Linked DNA regions of Homo sapiens: all the other regions are linked to region 3. The links are chromatin contacts, found by Hi-C or POLR2A ChIA-PET in ENCODE. All regions are on one chromosome and are shown on one strand. The core of a region is the stretch at or near the end of the contact, and the rest is flanking DNA. Distances in the headings are between cores, read along the strand shown. Region 1 has its middle 13 kb from the start of HS1BP3-IT1. Region 2 holds the start of LDAH (lipid droplet associated hydrolase). Region 3 holds the start of LAPTM4A (lysosomal protein transmembrane 4 alpha).

Region 1 (2,796 bases), core at 135-2,634, 530 kb after region 3:
TTCACAGCTGAGTAGGTTGTGGCCAGGGGCCATGGATCTGCAAAGACTGAGTAACGTGCCTGATGTCTCATCATGATCCAGCCGGCTGGGGACCTCTGGCATGGAACACTCCAAGCTGCATCATGTCCCCTCAGGCAACTTGCTGATCCCTGGCAAGGGGTGCAGGAAGCAGGCTCACGTGGCTGTGCCCTTGAATCAGGGCTCGGGAGAGTGGCACAGGGTGGGGGTGGGAACAGCCTCTCTTGACCAGTGCCTAGCGTCCTACCTGTGGCTCCTAAGTGGCTCCAGGGCTGCCCTCAGAGGCGGGATGGGATGCAGTCTTCATAGGAGGGGACTTGGTCTCCATGGTTTTCAGGGCAGAGCCCCACACCTATTACCTGGGCCCTGAGGCTCTACCCTAGCATGTCTCTCTGGGCTGTCCTCTGAAAAGTTGCTCACCATGGTAACCAACCAGAAGTAGAGCCCCAGCTGAGGGCAGTGATGACACCATCTTTGGCCCTTGGACAACCGGGGCAGTTCTTGCCCGGAGGCTCTCGCAGGCAGCCCCACACACCACCTATATCCCGAGGAAAGATGGGCATTCCCAAGGAACATGTTCAGGCCAGACCCTCTGGGAGGTGAATAAGAATAGATGCCCAGCCAAGAACCTCTTCAAAGCTCAAGAGGAATGAAGAGAAGAGAGAGGACCACCATTCACTGAGGGCTGGCCATGGGTGAGGCACTGGGCGTAGGCAATCTCCTACATGCTCATGACAGCCCTGGGAGCAGTACTGCCACCTGCACTGGACAGGGGAGGAAACTGAGGCTCAGAATGGGAAAGTAATTTGCTCAAGGCCAGAGTCCCTGGGTGTGTAGCTGTGACTCTGGAGCCATGCTCTGTATCAACCAGTGGGGTGTACATGAAACATCAACAGTAACAGCAATGTCCAGGTTCAAAACATTAAAAATAGCCTCAGTACTACAAGGCTTTCTGTTTCTGAAACCTCTGTTGAAGGCAGCCAAGTGGAAAGTCAGGCGGTGTCCCCTCCCAAGCCTCACAGGCTGAGCCAGGTTTGGTGGCCACTGAAGCCCTTGACTTCCTTCCGGTCTCAGGTCAGTCCTCCCTGGGGCACTCCTAATATGCTCATCTGGAGGCTTCTGTTAAGTCCAGGAAACTCTACAGGACACAGCTGAGGCTGGGCGGCCACCAGACACGTGCTGTGTCCAGAGAGAACAAAGCGGGGGTTTCCCTGGGTTCCATGAGCACAGGAGCCTTTTCCTCCAGGCTGGCTCCATCCGAGCTGGCTGAGGGTTGGCGGCAGCTGCCCAGCATCTATAGGGTGCCTCCGGGAACTGTCTCAAGGCCAGAGCATCCAGCCTCCTGGCTGTTAGTGGGCCGTGAGCCTACCGGGACTTCGAGAGACAGGGCTTCCCCAGATCCAGCCTGATGAGATCATCTGCCATTTCAGGCTGGGCTGAAAGATCCTCCGGCACAACAAAGCTGGGCCCAGGAGATATCCTGCATGACTCATCAGTTGGCCATGCATTGGAGACTTCCGGCCCTCAGAGAAACCAGACACAGAGAGCCATTGTTTGCCTTGGAAGCCCCCCGGCATACCAGGCTCAATGGGGTCATTTGTGTTTTCTCCCTAGTCCTCCATAACCCATACTCTTTCTGGGAGGTGGGGGCCCACTGAGCTGCCTGGGACCCTGTGACAAGAGGAAAACCAATACCAAGTCACCTACCCACAAGTCCCACGGGAATACCCTCCCTCCAGGACCAGGGCCTGGCTGGGAAGCAGAAAACCTGGGTTCTGAGCCATGGTTTAAGTCTCCAAGACTCACTGATTCTTCTGTCTTCATTTTTCAAATGGAGAAAATCATTCAAAAAAGACAAAGCTATTGTGAGGATGACCTAACGTAAGGCACATAAAGTTCCAGGCTCAGGCCTTGCACCTACAAAGGTTCTGCATGTGATCTTTCCTTCCCACTTCTCTCTTCCTCCTGCCTTTAAAATGTAAGTGAAAATGTTTTGTTTGTGGATCTGTTTCTATCCTAATCTACATACCCTTATCTAGGGCAGAAACTCCCTGAACTCATACCCACAGTCTACCCACAATTTGGCCCACACCCAGGGACACAGCCCCAAGGGGGCAAGGACTGGAGCAGAGGGCACACAGCCTAGTGGCTAAGCTGGGCAGAGATGCAAGAATAAGCAAGGCAAGGCTGAGGGCCTGCCCCTGGGTTTCAAACAAGCTGGAGGCCTTTAGAAACTTCCAAGGGGGAAGCTGAGTGTGGTGGCTCATGCCTGTAATCCTAGCACTTTGGGAGGCCGAGGCGGGTGGATTGCCTCAGCTCAGAAGTTCGAGACCAGCCTGGGCGACACAGTGAAACCTCGTCTCTACTAAAATACAAAAAATTAGCCAGGCGTATCAGTGTGCACCTGTAATCCCAGCTATTCAGGAGGTTGAGGCAGGAGAATTGCTTGAACCTGGGAGGTAGAGGTTGCAGTGAGCCAAGATTGTGCCACTGTACTCCAGCCTGGGTGACAGAGCGAGACTCTGTCTCCAAAAAAAGAAAAAAAAAGAAAAGAAACTTTGGTGGGGTGGGGAAGCAAAAATTAATTTGTTAAAAGGAATCAAAGGTTATAAAAAGAATTCACAGAAAGGGAAATCTAAATGACTAACAAGTTCATGAGGATGTTGTCAACCTCGCTAGTTATCAGAGAAATGCAAATTAAAACAGTGAGATTCTCCTTTACACTTATGAGATTGGCAAAAATTACCAAGTCAGATAATATCAAGTGCTGACAAAGAA
Region 2 (2,789 bases), core at 95-2,594, 770 kb after region 3:
AAGTATAATTTTAAAAAAATTAAAAAAAAGAAAGAAAAAATCCTCCAGTCTGAAGGCATTAAGTTATCAAAAAGCAAAATATTAAAATATAAAATTTTAGATGGGCACCCACTGTGTTGCCCTGATTATCCCCCTAGAATGCTACATGCTGGAAAGAGGGGCCTTAGCAGGTTTCTAAGTCTTTAACCTTCAGGTGGAAAAATGGGGAAACACACAAGAGACACTCCTACGTATAGTTTCAGAAAGAAGTTTAATTAAAAAACAGCTTTTGAGAATAAACATTCTGGAGATGCTTCTAAATCTTCTGGGTTTCTTTTGGTTGTATCTCTTTCTCCATACAGATTTGTTCTTTCAACTCAAGGACTATCAACTCTTTTTTTTTTTTTGAGACTGAGTCTCACTTTGTCGCCCAGGCTAGAGTGCAGTGGCGCCATCTCGGCTCACTGCAAGCTCCACCTCCCGGGTTCACGCCATTCTCCTGCTTCAGTCTCCCGAGTAGCTGGGACTACAGGCGCCCGCCACCACGCCCGGCTAATTTATTTATTTATGTATTTATTTTTGTATTTTTAGTAAAGATGGGGTTTCACCGTGTTAGCCAGGATGGTCTCGATCTCCTGACCTCCTGATCCGCCCGCCTCGGGGTCCCAAAGTGCTGGGATTACAGGCGTGAGCCACGGCGCCCGGCCAGGACTATCAACTCTTGTGTTTGGTACACAGGACACAAAGCAGGTGTCCGGTAACTACTTGCGAGGGAAGATACGAATTAACCAAGGAATAAAGTGTTCCAATCTGCATTCTGTCTTGCGTGGGGAACAAAACCAAACTAAGACCCAAGGATGAGGGTTTACGGTTAAGGTCTTCAGCGTGAATAAAAGGCGGCGTGAGCACTAAACGCCGGGGGCAAAGAACACTCCCGGCCCAGAGTTTGACCCCTCCTAGCGAGTTCTTCCCGGCCAGCTGCCCAACTTTTTGGCCTCTACTCCTCCGCGGGGGCACCATAAGACTCCCTACAGGTGGGCTACACTTAGGGGTTCAAATGCTGCATTACCGCGCTCGGGTGAGCGACTGCCCGGCCTGCAACTCAAGGGACTCCCAGGCCAAGTGGCTCCGAACTCGCGAGCTGTCGGAACAGTATTATTTTTGCTGCTACGGGCCATCTGGCCCAGGGCAACAGGGGCTCTGCGAGGAACCATAGAGAAGAAGGGGCGCCAGATCCCGCGTGCCTGCCCACCCGTCCTTCCTTTGGGCAGTCACCCTGAGCTCGGCAAGCTGTACCTCACCTGTCCACCTGGAAGGCTGCCCGCTCTCCCTGAGGGTCCTGGGAAGGCGGCACGAGACCGGAAGTGCCCCCCTCAGGTGACGTCACAGTACCGCGCCGGAGCTGATCCGGGAAGCCGATGTCAGCCTGGCGCGCGGCGCACAGCTGGCTGGGAGATTTCTTACTGGCTTGGAGCCGGTGGTCCAGATCAGAGAGACCTCTTGGAGGGTGTCGGGGTTTTCCTTTCTTTTTCATTTGAATTTTATCCGCCTTTTATTTTCTGTCATCCTTGATGTGCTTCTGGCTTCTGGCTTCCCTTTCCTTCTCTCTCATTTGTTCCATGTCTGCCCCTCTTTTCTCCCTCTTCCCATTTCCCTCTTTCTGCGTTACTAGTTGCATATCTTCCCCACATACACAGGAAAGTTGATTCTCATTTGATCATGTTCATAAGCATGATCAATAAAGTATTTTTTTAATTAAGGTGTTGCCAACTTTAAGAAAATTCAGAGAATAATATTAAGTATAGAGTTTATTTGGGCTCAGTGCTTGAGAATGGCCACTCAGGAGCTTAGATTCAAGTTGCCTTGAATATACACTCCAATTAGCAGCAGTCGGAGTAGGTTTTTTTTTTTTTTTTTTTTTTTTTTTGAGACGGAGTCTTGCTCTGTCGCCCAGGCCGGACTGCGGACCGCAGTGGCGCAATCTCGGCTCACTGAAAGCTCCGCTTCCCGGGTTCACGCCATTCTCCTGCCTCAGCCTCCCGAGTAGCTGGGACTACAGGCGCCCGCCACCGCGCCCGGCTAATTTTTTGTATTTTTAGTAGAGACGGGGTTTCACCTTGTTAGCCAGGATGGTCTCGATCTCCTGACCTCATGATCCACCCGCCTCGGCCTCCCAAAGTGCTGGGATTACAGGCGTGAGCCGGTTTTTAAGGAAAGGAGAGGAGGCAGAGCTTAACTTGTTTACCAAGAATTTATATTTAAAAAACTTAAGCTATTGACTGGCTATGCTTTCTTCCTTGTATCACAAATTCCAGGAACATAAAGATAATGGGTGAGGCAGCTAATAAAGAACAAAATGCCTTTAACAATTGCCCTAAGGCATGGGAAGGCGTGGCGGAAGCCAGTATTCACTTCTGTCCGGGTCTAATAAATTTTGCATACCTCACATAGCTCAGACAGCTCTGGGCTATTTTTCTTTTCTTAGTATGTACTTTTTTTAGACATAATACTGTTGTACACAATAATCTACAGTACAGTGTAAATATAAATTTTATATGCACTGGGAAACCAAAAAAATTCTGTGAACTGCCTTATTGTGATGTTTGCTTTATTGTGGTAGTATGGAACTGAACCCCCAATATCTTCAAAGTATGCTTGGATTTAAAAAAGAGGTTTACTTAGCTCATGGTTCTGCACATTGGAAAGCTCAAGGGGCATAGTGTGAGCATCTGCTCAGTTCTGGTTAGAGTTTTTTGTGCAGTGTCACAACATGGTAGAAGGTCAAAGGGGAAGCTGATACATGTGAAAAC
Region 3 (2,700 bases), core at 140-2,639:
GCCATGAAACAGTATCTGCCTCATTTAAGATGATTCTCATCTGGCGTTTGTCCAAATGCTTACTAATGATTTCAAGTCAATGAGTGGGGAGAAGCAGCAAGTACAGAGAAAACAGATTGTGTCTGGGATAACTCTCTTCCTCTTTTGCAGTTAAGTATCAAAAACTGCACAGTATCACCAACGTCACCCACACAACCACATTCGCGAAGTCATTAAAGTGGCCAAGTCGACCATGTAGGAAGTTTGTCACGGCTTCGGCAAAATCATAATAACCTAAAACTACCTAAACTGAATCCCATATTTGGAAGTCATAGACAAGTTAGGTTTAATGTGCATGGATACTATAAATGGTGAATTACAAAAGAAAAAATCACAAACTTATTACTAGTGAATCACCAGGCAACAACAGTGTCAACTTGGTTAGGACAGAATCACACAGATCTTGGAACCCAGGAGATACCGGGGTAGGTGGCCAGGATGGAGAGGGCTCTCAATAAAGGTCTCTGTAAAAACAGCCGGTCGGCTACGAAAAGCACCTACTGCGCAGGGAGGAGGCTGCACCAGGACAAAAGCTGGTCAGGCGTCAACTCAGGCAAAAGCTATCGCCCCCAAGCGATTCTGGAGATGCAAGAGAGGCATGAAACAAAACAAAGTCCAAGAAACGCGGACAACCGGGTTACCGCTGGATCTTTCGCTTTCCCAACGGGAAGACCAATGTCGAAACTAGACTGCGTTTACCAAGGTCCGCTCCTAATTATTTCATTAGAGGAAAAAATTCCAGGGAGCACTGGATAGGAGGAAGGGAGATGCTGCCTTTCAGATCGTAGAAATACAACAAGAACCAAAACAGAGGAATTCCCACCAAATCCTACCACCCTCGTCCCTTCGCCTGCAAAGCCTCTGCTCTCCCAAGCCCGCTTCTCTCCTCAAATTCTTGCCAAAGAACAATCTCCCCATGCTTACCACCGCCCCCCGCTCCCCCGACTCCGATTCCTGAACAAGGTTACTTTCCCAAAGTCCTTGGACTTCATCCAGAGTTGGCGCGCCTTAAAAAGCAGCGCCCCTCCAAGTCCCCGCCCCACCCAACACCCCGTTTCCAGTCTCACCCCCTCCGCACCAGGCCCCGCTCCCCAGGCCCCCCGGACATACGCGCCACGCCTGCCCGCCTTACCATGTACCAGGTCCCCAGGATGATCGTCCCGGTGCGGACATGGCAACAGCCGCAGCACCGGGTGCTGTAGAACCGGTCACTGCGGTTCCGCTTGAAACTCATGGACACCATCGTAACAGGCGGGCCTCCTTCTTGGCCGGGCCCCTGACAAACGTTCTCCACCCGCAGCCAAACTCAAACGGCTGTTTCACGGCCTCCAAAACCCAACGACGCGTCTTCAAACCCGCCCCCGGCTCGTGCCCCTGCCAGCTTCTTCGCGCCTGCGCACTGAGCGCAGCGACTTCGGCTTACCCACCCCTCTTCCTCCACACAGGCCAATGGGGAGCGGAAGGCTGGATGGACCGGACTTCTGATTGGAAGAACTTGGGGATTGACAAGACCTCACGCCCAATTAGAAGTGCAACTCGCCTCAGCGAGTCTCCGCCTGTTACGCGAAGGCAAGGGCTGGTTCTCGGGCCTAGGATAGTTGGGGATAGGTATGTCCCCGTAGTGCACTATTCCCGAGATGAGACCCGCAAGAAAAGAGGCATTTAATGGAAAAAGGGAGACACGAGACAGCGCGGATGGCAGAAAGCGGGCACAAGGGGCTTTTCTGAGCAATGTGTGCCACGTACTGGATGGGAAGCGTCACAGGCTGATAACGTGACCTTTGCGCGCAGCTCAATTATTGCGCGGGCTGGGGGCGGGGCCTGCGGGGAAGGGACAGAGCCAAGCCCAGCCTTGAGCCATCCTCGCCCCTGTGGCGGAAATGGGAGGGTGCCTGGAGGAGTGGAGGGATTGGATTTACACCCTCTTTTCCCTCCGAAGCCTCCTTGGTGGGGGCGAAGAAAGACCATCCAACCCTGCCAAAGGCAAAAGGATTAAGGATAAATGAAAGCAAGATAATGTAGAAGAACTACTTAGCTGCTGGGTTTTTGGAGATGAGTGATTTTTTTTTGTAGGGAGAAATTATGAAACACATTGAAATGGACAAAAAATTACTGAATGTCTTCAATGAAAAAACAGCCATAGTTTGGCACACCGTCCCGGGCATTCTGTTGCTAGAGGGGCTGTCCGCTTTTCTTTGTGGTGCTCTGCACAACTCGGTAAGACCCCTCGTATTGTTATCTTACCCTTCCTTGGGAAAAGCCATTTTGCATCGATTTGTAAATTCATTCCCCAGTCCTGATTCAACAATATAGATGGGTGCTTTAAATTCTGCTTAGAGCTGGTTCTAACAGCTTACTGGTCCCCGGGTTAATGAGTAAATAAATTTTTTACACGTGTTCATTTTGTATTTCTGTGAGACCTGTGACTTCACCGTTAAAAAATGTATTTATCATTTAATGCTTTGGTAAACACACTTCTTTTCAGAGAATAGAAAGGGCTTCCCTTCTGCCAGGGCATATTCTTAGCCAGAGACCACACTGAATTCAGAGTAAAGGTTATTTCTTTGGCATGGCTTCTTTGAACACTGCCTGAAATTATGTATGTATTTGTTGATTATCTCCCCAATAAAATACAAATTTTAGGAGAGCAGAGACTATTCA

The links. A loop is a pair of places that touch in the nucleus more often than their neighbours do. ChIA-PET counts read pairs that join two places held with the same protein, here RNA polymerase II (POLR2A). Pooled maps may share reads with other maps.
Region 1: a loop to region 3 is called in a pooled map, with 15 times the contacts of the local background. The contact joins the enhancer-like site here to the promoter of LAPTM4A in region 3. A Hi-C loop is called at or near these places in 1 of 168 maps with a recorded cell type or tissue (mammary epithelial cell), 5 of 37 single-sample maps with no recorded cell type and 11 of 50 pooled maps. POLR2A ChIA-PET finds 5 or more read pairs at or near these places in 1 of 52 experiments (HepG2).
Region 2: a map of CD8-positive, alpha-beta T cell shows a loop between it and region 3 (14-fold over the local background). The contact joins the promoter of LDAH here to the promoter of LAPTM4A in region 3. A Hi-C loop is called at or near these places in 5 of 168 maps with a recorded cell type or tissue (CD4-positive, alpha-beta memory T cell, CD8-positive, alpha-beta T cell and naive thymus-derived CD4-positive, alpha-beta T cell), 3 of 37 single-sample maps with no recorded cell type and 13 of 50 pooled maps.

The regions. Positions count from the first base shown.
Region 1 is chr2:20,577,972-20,580,767 of GRCh38, forward strand. It overlaps a transcript of HS1BP3 not described here. Among named protein-coding and RNA genes, the nearest start is that of HS1BP3-IT1, 13 kb to the right of the region's middle. RefSeq lists enhancers at 563-2,075, 862-2,061, 1,040-1,369, 1,560-1,619, 2,446-2,796. Within about 2 kb of position 1,385, at least 33 of the 41 ENCODE cell types and tissues checked have a DNase peak (open chromatin) inside an H3K27ac peak, as active enhancers do; they include mammary epithelial cell, where a contact is called at or near this core.
Region 2 is chr2:20,821,757-20,824,545 of GRCh38, forward strand. It overlaps LDAH (lipid droplet associated hydrolase), which reads right to left and starts at 1,345. Exons shown (of 7, transcript NM_021925.4): 1 at 1,281-1,345. RefSeq lists enhancers at 221-1,046, 849-918, 1,139-1,528.
Region 3 is chr2:20,050,239-20,052,938 of GRCh38, forward strand. It overlaps LAPTM4A (lysosomal protein transmembrane 4 alpha), which reads right to left and starts at 1,390. Exons shown (of 7, transcript NM_014713.5): 1 at 1,172-1,390. The coding sequence starts at 1,282. It overlaps LAPTM4A-DT (LAPTM4A divergent transcript), which reads left to right and starts at 1,899. Exons shown (of 5, transcript NR_187142.1): 1 at 1,899-2,256. RefSeq lists enhancers at 526-665, 1,201-1,400.